Regions from separate parts of the Mus musculus genome. Here region 1 is linked to region 2. Evidence: chromatin loops called from intact Hi-C (ENCODE). Cell type or tissue: left cerebral cortex. All regions are shown on one strand. Each heading gives the region's core, and the rest is flanking DNA. Links, peaks and the distances in the headings are about the cores only.

Region 1 (4,398 bases), core at 316-4,315, 200 kb after region 2:
TGGTAGGGAATACCTACTGTTTTACCAAGGCAGGTTTATAAACCTAGGGTTGAGAACCACATTGGATAAACTACTTGTGGGATCTTCAGATTTATATCTGGAGATTAAGTGGGAAATCTTCTGTTTAAAAGGAGTAACTTTGTAGGTGGCATGATGCTAGCCCAAGTCTTCTGCTGAAAATTACATCTTCCATAGGATGAAGCAGACCATGGTCCAGCCAAACACTGTTTAAATCAAAACACATGTCCACAGCTGGGACAAGAGCATTAGGACCACCTAGCTGGATTCCATTGGAATGAGTCTGTGTGACACCATGCCAGCATAATTGTAAACAATCTCCCTAAAGAAGTTAGATGAAGGAGAGCCAAAAACCCAACCGATCAAACAACAACACAAACTTCCATTGGATTTAACTCAGTTTTCCAGAAAAACAAAACAAAACAAACAAACAAAAAAAACTTACACATCATACACACCACAAACCCTTATGAACAAACACCACCAAATATTAGAAACTGAAACCTGAACACATTGACACGAAGCCCCTATTTTCCTTGACCAATGCTTTCAAGTTTTCTTTCCCTTCCCCCACTTTTAATCCCCAGGATTTATAGCTCATCTCTGGCACCAAAGCAGGCACATGTTTACTGACTGATCTCACAAGCCACATGCATCTGCAGCTAGAGACCTTTTTAAATCACGCTTCTCTTTTATTTATCATGGTTTCCATGGCAAGAGGAAAATAAAGGGAAACTATGTTTAACAGCAAAGACAATAAAAGAAGCCACAGATCTCAACCAGGCGACAGCCGAGGGTAAGCTAGCTTCCCTTATGTGGATAACGCTGTGTTGCTTGCACCAACCAGATGGTTAATGCTGACTCTGGGGAAGAATCGATGTAACTCATGATCAAAAGCTACCCTTAGGACAGTCTGAGGGGGAGCTTGGACTTTGTTTCAGGCTTCTGTTGCCAAGATTTCCATTCAATGGACCTCAAGAAACCATAGAAGCCAACAGGGACTTCAGGACCAGAAATTTAATAATTAGTTCTAGCCCAGGTCATAAGCCTGGGTGATTTCTTTCATCAAACAGGTACCTTGAATTGGGGCGATCAAGAGATTACACCAGCTCTCTCCCTTGGGCTGGAGTCACAGGTCATACCCTAGAATAACCTGAAGAGTTGGGTTGCTTCATGTCTATAGCAGATAATTTCAAAGCTGGGTCCTTCCCACTCTGAGAAATCTGAGACACCACCTTTCATTCCTGAGATAGCAGTGTACTTCCCCAGTTTTTATTTTGTCACCTTGCATTCAAGTGCCTTGGCCCATATCAGTCACAGCCTTTTGATGTCCCTCTTTATAAAGGCACCAAGTACCAAGTAGTGCATTCTCACCACCATCTGACACGGGGGTAGCAGTCTCCTGGATCCGCCTACAACTTCACCTTCCTCATAACACCCCAGAGACCAGCGGCTGGAAGAAACAGCAAGAGCAGTGGTTTCTAGTAATTTGTTTCATTTTATTTTTTTAAGGGAGGGAATTCCCTCAGTGGACTTACCTAACACTAAAATGGTCTTGACATTAGACTCGCCCCACATTCTTCATGGAGGTGCTTTTTACACGACTTTTTATAGCAGTGGCTTCCCCTCTGTCTAAAACATCAAGGGAAAACCCCAGATTCTTTAACTCACCTACATCTCTGTATGCTTTCTGAGGTGATTAATGCTTAAAGCCACATCCTAGTTCGAAGGAAAGGGGCAGACAGATGAACTGGAAGAAAACACCATTTATTTCCCAGCCCCCTCTAGGCTCAGTGATGTAAAAAGTGTAACTAGTTGATAAAAATCTTTAAAATCTTCTAACTTCTAATACCTGAGAACCAAGAAGCAGAAGACATTGTCAAGGGAAAGAAAAGACTCCTTTTAAAAAGAAATTGTGTGCGTGTGTGTGTGTGTGTGTGTCTGTGTGTGTGTATCTGTGTGTGTCTGTGTATCTGTGTGTGTGTGTCTGTGTATCTGTGTGTGTGTCTGTGTGTGTGTATCTGTGTGTGTCTGTGTATCTGTGTGTGTGTATCTGTGTATCTGTGTGTGTGTGTGTGTGTGTGTGTGTGTGCATGTAGACACTTTTCCACTTTTCAGGCATTGCTTTTCTCCTTCCACAATGTGGGTTCGGAGATCACAAGCACCATTATCCGCTGAGCCACTTGGACAGCCCAGAAGAGATACTTGGTGGAACGCCTTAAAGAAAACAAGATACATTCTGGGGCTGGGGAGCTGTCCCAAGCCTGGGAACGAACTCACCAGTAAGGTCAGCAGCTATTCAGATAAAGGCCCAGCTCTCCTCTGCCTAAACTTGAACCTGTGGATGGGTTTTACCCTAAGGGTGGTTTTGAATTCCTTCCTCCCTGTCTTGAGGGTTCATACAGCAACACTTCACACCCCCACCAAACTTTTTACAGAGATTGAGTTAATTTGAGGAGCTCACAGGCAGCTCAGAAGGAGGGGAGGACAGAGGGGAAGAAGGGAAAGAAGCAAATAGAGGCCATGAGGCTTAACTCTGTCTAGTGGGGCAGATGGTGGGGACTCTGTGCAGATGATCTGGAGACACAGCTGGGAATTACTGCCTGACCGGGAAAACCAGCATCACTGTGGTACTGACCTGCTGAATATACAACCTACTGTGGGGCTTTTCCTTTCCTTTCTTTTCTTTCTTCCCCTCTCACTTCCTTCCCCCCTCCATCTTCCTTTCTTCTTCTTTCTTTCTTTCTAAATTCTTTACAAGATTCCATCTTATTTTTTAAATTTTTAGTGTGTGTGGGTATACATACGAGTCTGAGGGTGCCTCTCAGAAGTCAGGAGAGCAGAAGATTGTGTTAAGATTCCTTAGAGCTAGTGCTACATGTTGTTGTGAACTGGGTGCAAACTGGGCTTATCCGCAAGTGCAGCAAGTACTCTGAACTCCTAAACCATCTCTCCAAGCCTCCAAAATAGTGTCTGTTTCTTTTTTGATGGCAGAGTATCTGCTTCAGGCAGGCTGGCCTTGAACTTGCTAGGTAGTCAAGGATGACCTTGAACACTGATCCTTCCAGGTGCACCTCCACCTCCTCAGGGCTGGGATTACAAGCATGCACCACCATGCCCAGTTTATGCTGAGGATGAAACAATTCCCTACAAACAGATCAGCATCCTCATTTTCAGATCTTTCTATTTTCATTGTTTTAGCCCAGACGGTGAATACATCTGCTCCTCTAGGAAGCTTCCCTGGGTCACTATACATCCAATAGCCACCTTAGCAAAGTAAAAATCCATGACCTATATACCATGGCAATGCTGGCATTCTACCCTTTGAAATTCTTTTTTTGTTTGTTTATTTGTTTTGTTTTGTTTTTCGAGACAGGGTTTCTCTGTATAGCCCTGGCTGTCCTGGAAATCACTTTGTAGACCAGGCTGGCCTCAAACTCAGACATCCGCCTGCCTCTGTCTCCCAAGTGCTGGGATTAAAGGTGTGAGCCGCCACGCCCGGCCCCTTTGAAATTCTTACTTACTTCAGTAATCATGAACGGAAGCAGTCATGTATTGTATTCACTGTATTCGTTGGCAGTACAATGTTGCTGTTGTTTTTGAGACAGTCTCCCTCTATTGAATAGGCTGGATTTGAACTCATGATTTTTGTGCTTCAGCCTCCTGAATGCTTGCATATCTGGTTGTAGGCTTTGTTTTGTTTTGCTTTGCTTTGAGGAAGGATCTCATTTTGTAGCCCAGACTGGCCTAGAATTCGCTATGTATTTTAAGCTGGATTAGAACTCATTGTGTAGCCCAGGCTGGCCTTGAACTCTCAGTGATTCTCTTGTCTCAACCTCTCAAGCGCTGCTACCTGAGCCACCAGGAATGACAGGTGTTACAGCCTTAGAGATTTTTGATTTATACTCATTGATAAAGCAAACCTGAGTAACTTAGGAAGTAGAGAAGCTTGTCTATAAAAATTGTCCCTTCATGGCCCAACAATCATACCTCTGAAGTGTCCTCAGATGGTAAGTTACCTATATGAGATAGTTTCCCTGTTTCTACCAGCCAGAGGGCTTCAAGGAAAGACCTCTGTTCCATGTACCTTCTTGTCTTTGAAAAACAAAGACTGGCCAACTGACCCATCATGTCTCTTCTAGCTGTATCTCCAGGCTCTACACCTATCTGCAGGTTTGACAATCTGAGAACACGTGGATGCCCAAAGAGCTTATAGATGATACTATTTAACACCTAAGCACCTTATATGCATTGACTCATTTAATGTCCTCAATAATTCTGTGAAGTAGATATTACTGTTATGACTTCTATTATTTTTTTTAAAGTTGAATTATTTTTTTTAAAAAAGCACAAAACCCCTACATACTAAAATGATACACA
Region 2 (4,398 bases), core at 136-4,135:
CACAGTAACATTATCCTAGCCTCTGGTCACATGGTCTGAAGGATCTACTCCTATTTAAATCTCAGTTATGATGTACACCACAGGCATCCGGACACTGCATTACTATTCAGATCCCTGAAACAATTTGAAGGAGCCAGGGAGCTAGGTTTCTCTTCTCCTTCTATCTAATGTTTCTTGTTATTGATCATTTGTGCATAAATGGACATAAAAAATTTTCCAGAAGGTAGATATTAGTTATTTATCTTACTCTGTAAATAAAGTCAACCAATACTTTTTGACCTTTAATGTTAACTTTTTAAGAGCCTACTAAAATAAAAATAAGCTATATCTTATATCTTTATTGACTGATTCTATATTTTGTTCTAGCAAATTCAACTTTCCACAAGGATAATTGTAAGTGAAAACATAGAGCCTAATCTAGCAGAGTGTTGATCAGATCCTCAAATACAACTTAACATGTTATCTGTACTACACTGTGAATGCTAGCCTTAACTATCAACTTGACACAACCTGGAATCACTGGGAATAAAGTCTCAATGAAGGATTCTCCACATTGGGTGAGCCTCTGGGACTATATATGGAGGATTAACTTAATTAAGTCAATTGATGTGAAAAGATCTAGTTCACTATGGGAGGCATCATTCCCTAGGCAGGGGATCCTAAACTGTATGACAGTAGCAAACCCAAGTAAATTAGCAAGAATATATGCATCAATTTATCTCTGTCTTGACTGTAGATGCATTTTTTCTAGATGTTTGAGTTTCTTCCCTGACTTTTCTTACAACAATGGACTGTAATCTAGATTTGTAAACCAAAGTAAACCCTTTCTTTCCTAAGTTGTTTTTTTTTTCACCAAGGTATTTTATCCCAGCAACAGGAGTGAAATCAGACCACCCACTTATAATTCACCTGTTTGTCTAATGAGCAAATCTTGTTTTAGAGTCATTTTTATCTATTTTGATCACCTTGAAATTTGTTTAATGGTTTATTAGAGTTGACACCAACTTTCTTTGGGAAGTACAATGAAAATACTTCTGTTGAGAGGGCTGGTTTGTTAGTTAAAGGGATGGGGAGAGAATTCAATTGGTCAAGATGCTTGCTGCTGTGCAAGCACGAGGGCCTGAGTCTCATCCCCAGAACTCAGTAAAAACTATAAAAGGTCGAGCATGGTGGATCACTGGGGTTTGTTAGCTAGCCAGCCTAGCTGAATCACTGAGCTCCAAGCCAGTAAGACACCGTGCGTCAAAACAAAATGAAACAACATACAAACCAACAACATTAACAAAACCCCCAAATGGATGGTGTCCCGAAGAACAACACCTAAGGCTAACTTCTAGACTCTACATGTACCCCCTACACAACTGCACCCTCACACCAACCCTCACAAAGAGGATTTGATGTGTTCAAATAAAAACAAAGTGATGTAGGAGTTCAAAGAATGTTTTCTGTCCCAGGCTGTTCATGCAGAGCTCAGCCCTGCCCCTTTCTAGTGGAGTGGCCATGCTTGCTGTGCCTGGCTCTTCCTATCTGTAGGATGAGGATAAATGGAGCTTTATCTCAGGTGCTCAGTGTCTTGCTTTACTTTTCTCACTTTAATGTGTGTGCTTACAGAGTGCTCCTTGCTAGACAATATTCTGAGACCTTTAAGACATCAATGTGTTTTGTCCTCATAACTCTGTAAACCACATTCTATTGTCTGTATCTACTGAAAGAAACTCAAGTTTGGTATGCACTATGTCTAAGACAGTGCCTGAAAGATAACCAGTGCCCAGGGTCATCAGTCACAGGTCAAAATCTTTCTTTGTATCTTCCTCAGAAAAGTCACTTGACTACTCTTCTTTGTACTCCTCGGATAAGGATGTCTCCAAATAGACCAGAAAATGTCTAGAAATTAGCAGATAGGGGGCAAATGATGGTCATGCTGGAGCTTACTGTCTCCTTTCCCCCATGATCTGTGAATCCTTTTCAAATACAAGATGCTGACTAAACCAGAAGATGGAACACTATCTGAATGCTTGAGCCCAGACTACCCAGAAACACTGCTTCTCCACACAAGCCTTTAGTGAAAGGATCCCCACGTTCACCTTCCTTCTTCTTTCTAGATTTGCCTTGAGGATTCAGGATTGAAATCAAATAGCATTCAACTTCCACAAAGATCAAAGAGAGGTTTCTGGGATTTCCACTAGAGGGCACATTATCAACAGGCCAGAAATAGCCAACAAGTTGGCCTAAAGCCACAAAGAAATGACAGTTTCTAGGAGGTACATGAACCCAGGTATCAGGGATTTTTTTTCTGATTCAGAGAAGCTCCAGCACTGAGAGAGACTCCAGCATCACTAGTGGCTTTGCAACTCGGGCTTTGTATTTCTGAGCTTCAGTGGTTTCCCAAACCTTGGCTTCAAACAGTTAGAAGAGAAGCCAAGAGCAGCTAGTCTAGAAATTTGTTTTTTAAAACCCACTGCTTTACAGCTACTGTGATTTATGTGGCTACTGTGTTCACAGATGAGACTTAATAAACAACCGTTATCTGAGTGCTCCTGGATAACTGTTTTGATCCCTTTCTTCTTTTCACCCTTCTCCTTTTATCTTTCTGACATCTTTTTCTGGATATTCTCTATTTCTTGAGGAGACTTCAAGTGATAGGAGGGAGAAAGTAAAAAAGCAAAGCTCTCAAGAACTCCACTGACTTCATCAGAAATCTGAATTTCCTTCAGGTCTCCAACTGCTCAAAACCTGCCTCCCCACTTCTAAGCAGATAAATTCCAAATTGTCTGCCTAGATTCTGAGGAGGCTGGGCCCTGGAATGGGTAGCCGTTCTCTCCTCTCTACATCTAGAGGACACCAAGTTCTGGCAAGGCCTTTGTGAAATAAAATAAAATAAAATAAAATAAAATAAAATAAAATAAAATAAAATAAAATAAAAAGCAGTAACATACCTGCCTACTTCCACACTCCCCAGAAAACAAGAGAGGTCCCTGTTTCCTCTCTAATAGCTATTTGAGTATCTGGGTGAGAAGACTAGGGTGTCAGCACTTCTGGTGTGAGGAATGAGAAACAGAAAAGCCATATGCTCCTATCAAATTTTGTCTTTTTGTCTCATTCAATTTCCCAGATATCTTTCTGATAGAAATGACTATTCCCATCTTACAGATGAGAAAATGAAGACACATCATTGCTAAATTACTTAAGATACACATCAGTAAACAAAGTATGGCAAAGTTGGGTTTGAACCCAGGGTCTGACTTTAAAGACGGTCATGCTAAAACTAGATGTTAGCTGCTTTTCCTGGAGTTTTTGCCATTTCTCCTCCGGGGGTGAGGATGGAGGAAGTGGTTTGGATGAAGCTGCTGGAAAACAGCAGTCACCACGTGATGAGGTCAGCAGTCTGGAAGCCTGAGGAGGGTGGGATGGAAGGGGCGGGAGATGGGGAGCCCTAACAAGCAAACAAACTACTGGTGTTGAAGACTAGATGTCAGCAGAGGCAAGAAGTGGGGCCCGAGGCCAGGGTGCTGGATCAGACTTCCTAACTCTATGACCCTTTGCGTGGGCCACCATGGCACAACTCCCCACACTTCCACATGACCTGATCCTCCTTCTTCCAATAAATACAGCATCTAGGAGGTGTTTATAGGTTTCTAAATAAACTCCTTCGTCAATATAGCCTACATGGTACATATCTTCACTTATGCTTCAGGAAGACTCTTTGACTCCCACAGAGAGCTCTGGAGTGTTGGCCTGGCTTATAAGGTTTGAAAATGATCTCTTAATATCAACAAATTCAAGTTAACAAACTTATGACAATAGGCAATGAGACAGGGGAAGTCAGAACTCCAGCATAACTCTACCACTTTCTACTTGGGTGGTTTGGAGACTACAATATACTTCTCTGTGTTCCTAGCTGACTCATCCATTAAAAATGGGATAAGGATTTCTTCATCACTAGTTGAATGTATAAACACAGACATTCATAAGTGATCAGTACTAGATAGTAACTTTGGAGGCCATAATTGAGCTGGGATGTTTGTTCCCGTTTGGAGGTACAAACACAAAGCCTGTTCTCAATAAGTTTGCCAAAGTGGAAGAGAGAGGACAATGGGGAAACTGATAAGATTGAACTATGTTAGTGACAGGTGGACACGGTCAAGGCGGTACTAGGAAGGGGGAGTGCGCTCAATCTGAGTAAAGGTGGGGTAAGACACTTCCTGAGGATGACATCAAAAGCCACAGCTTGGTGCCCAATTTTGGTTAATGTGTAGCCACATCTTGGATAGGCTGATATTTCATCAAGGATACCAGATGTTTGCTTTGGTGACTCCTTGCTCTTAGGTCTTGCTTTGAAAACAAAAGCTCTTCTGTGAAAATCAATGAGCTTGCCTCACAAGGTGCCTTAGATCTTTA

What was found. Peaks named below come from ENCODE experiments on the same cell type or tissue, not always from the same donor. Only the 100,000 strongest peaks of a DNase experiment are listed, where the experiment ranks them.
Region 1: a loop joins it to region 2, with 2.3 times the contacts of the local background. A loop is called at or near these places in 25 of 42 quality-filtered maps.

Annotation. Positions count from the first base shown.
Region 1 is chr2:102,997,796-103,002,193 of GRCm38, forward strand. No RefSeq gene overlaps it. Among named protein-coding and RNA genes, the nearest start is that of Gm34483, 59 kb to the left of the region's middle. In left cerebral cortex, for the core only: no CTCF peak of the experiment used is centred there; a DNase peak (open chromatin) is centred at 2,461.
Region 2 is chr2:102,802,064-102,806,461 of GRCm38, forward strand. No RefSeq gene overlaps it. Among named protein-coding and RNA genes, the nearest start is that of Gm13872, 58 kb to the left of the region's middle. In left cerebral cortex, for the core only: a CTCF peak has its summit at 2,182 (motif pointing right); a DNase peak (open chromatin) is centred at 2,205.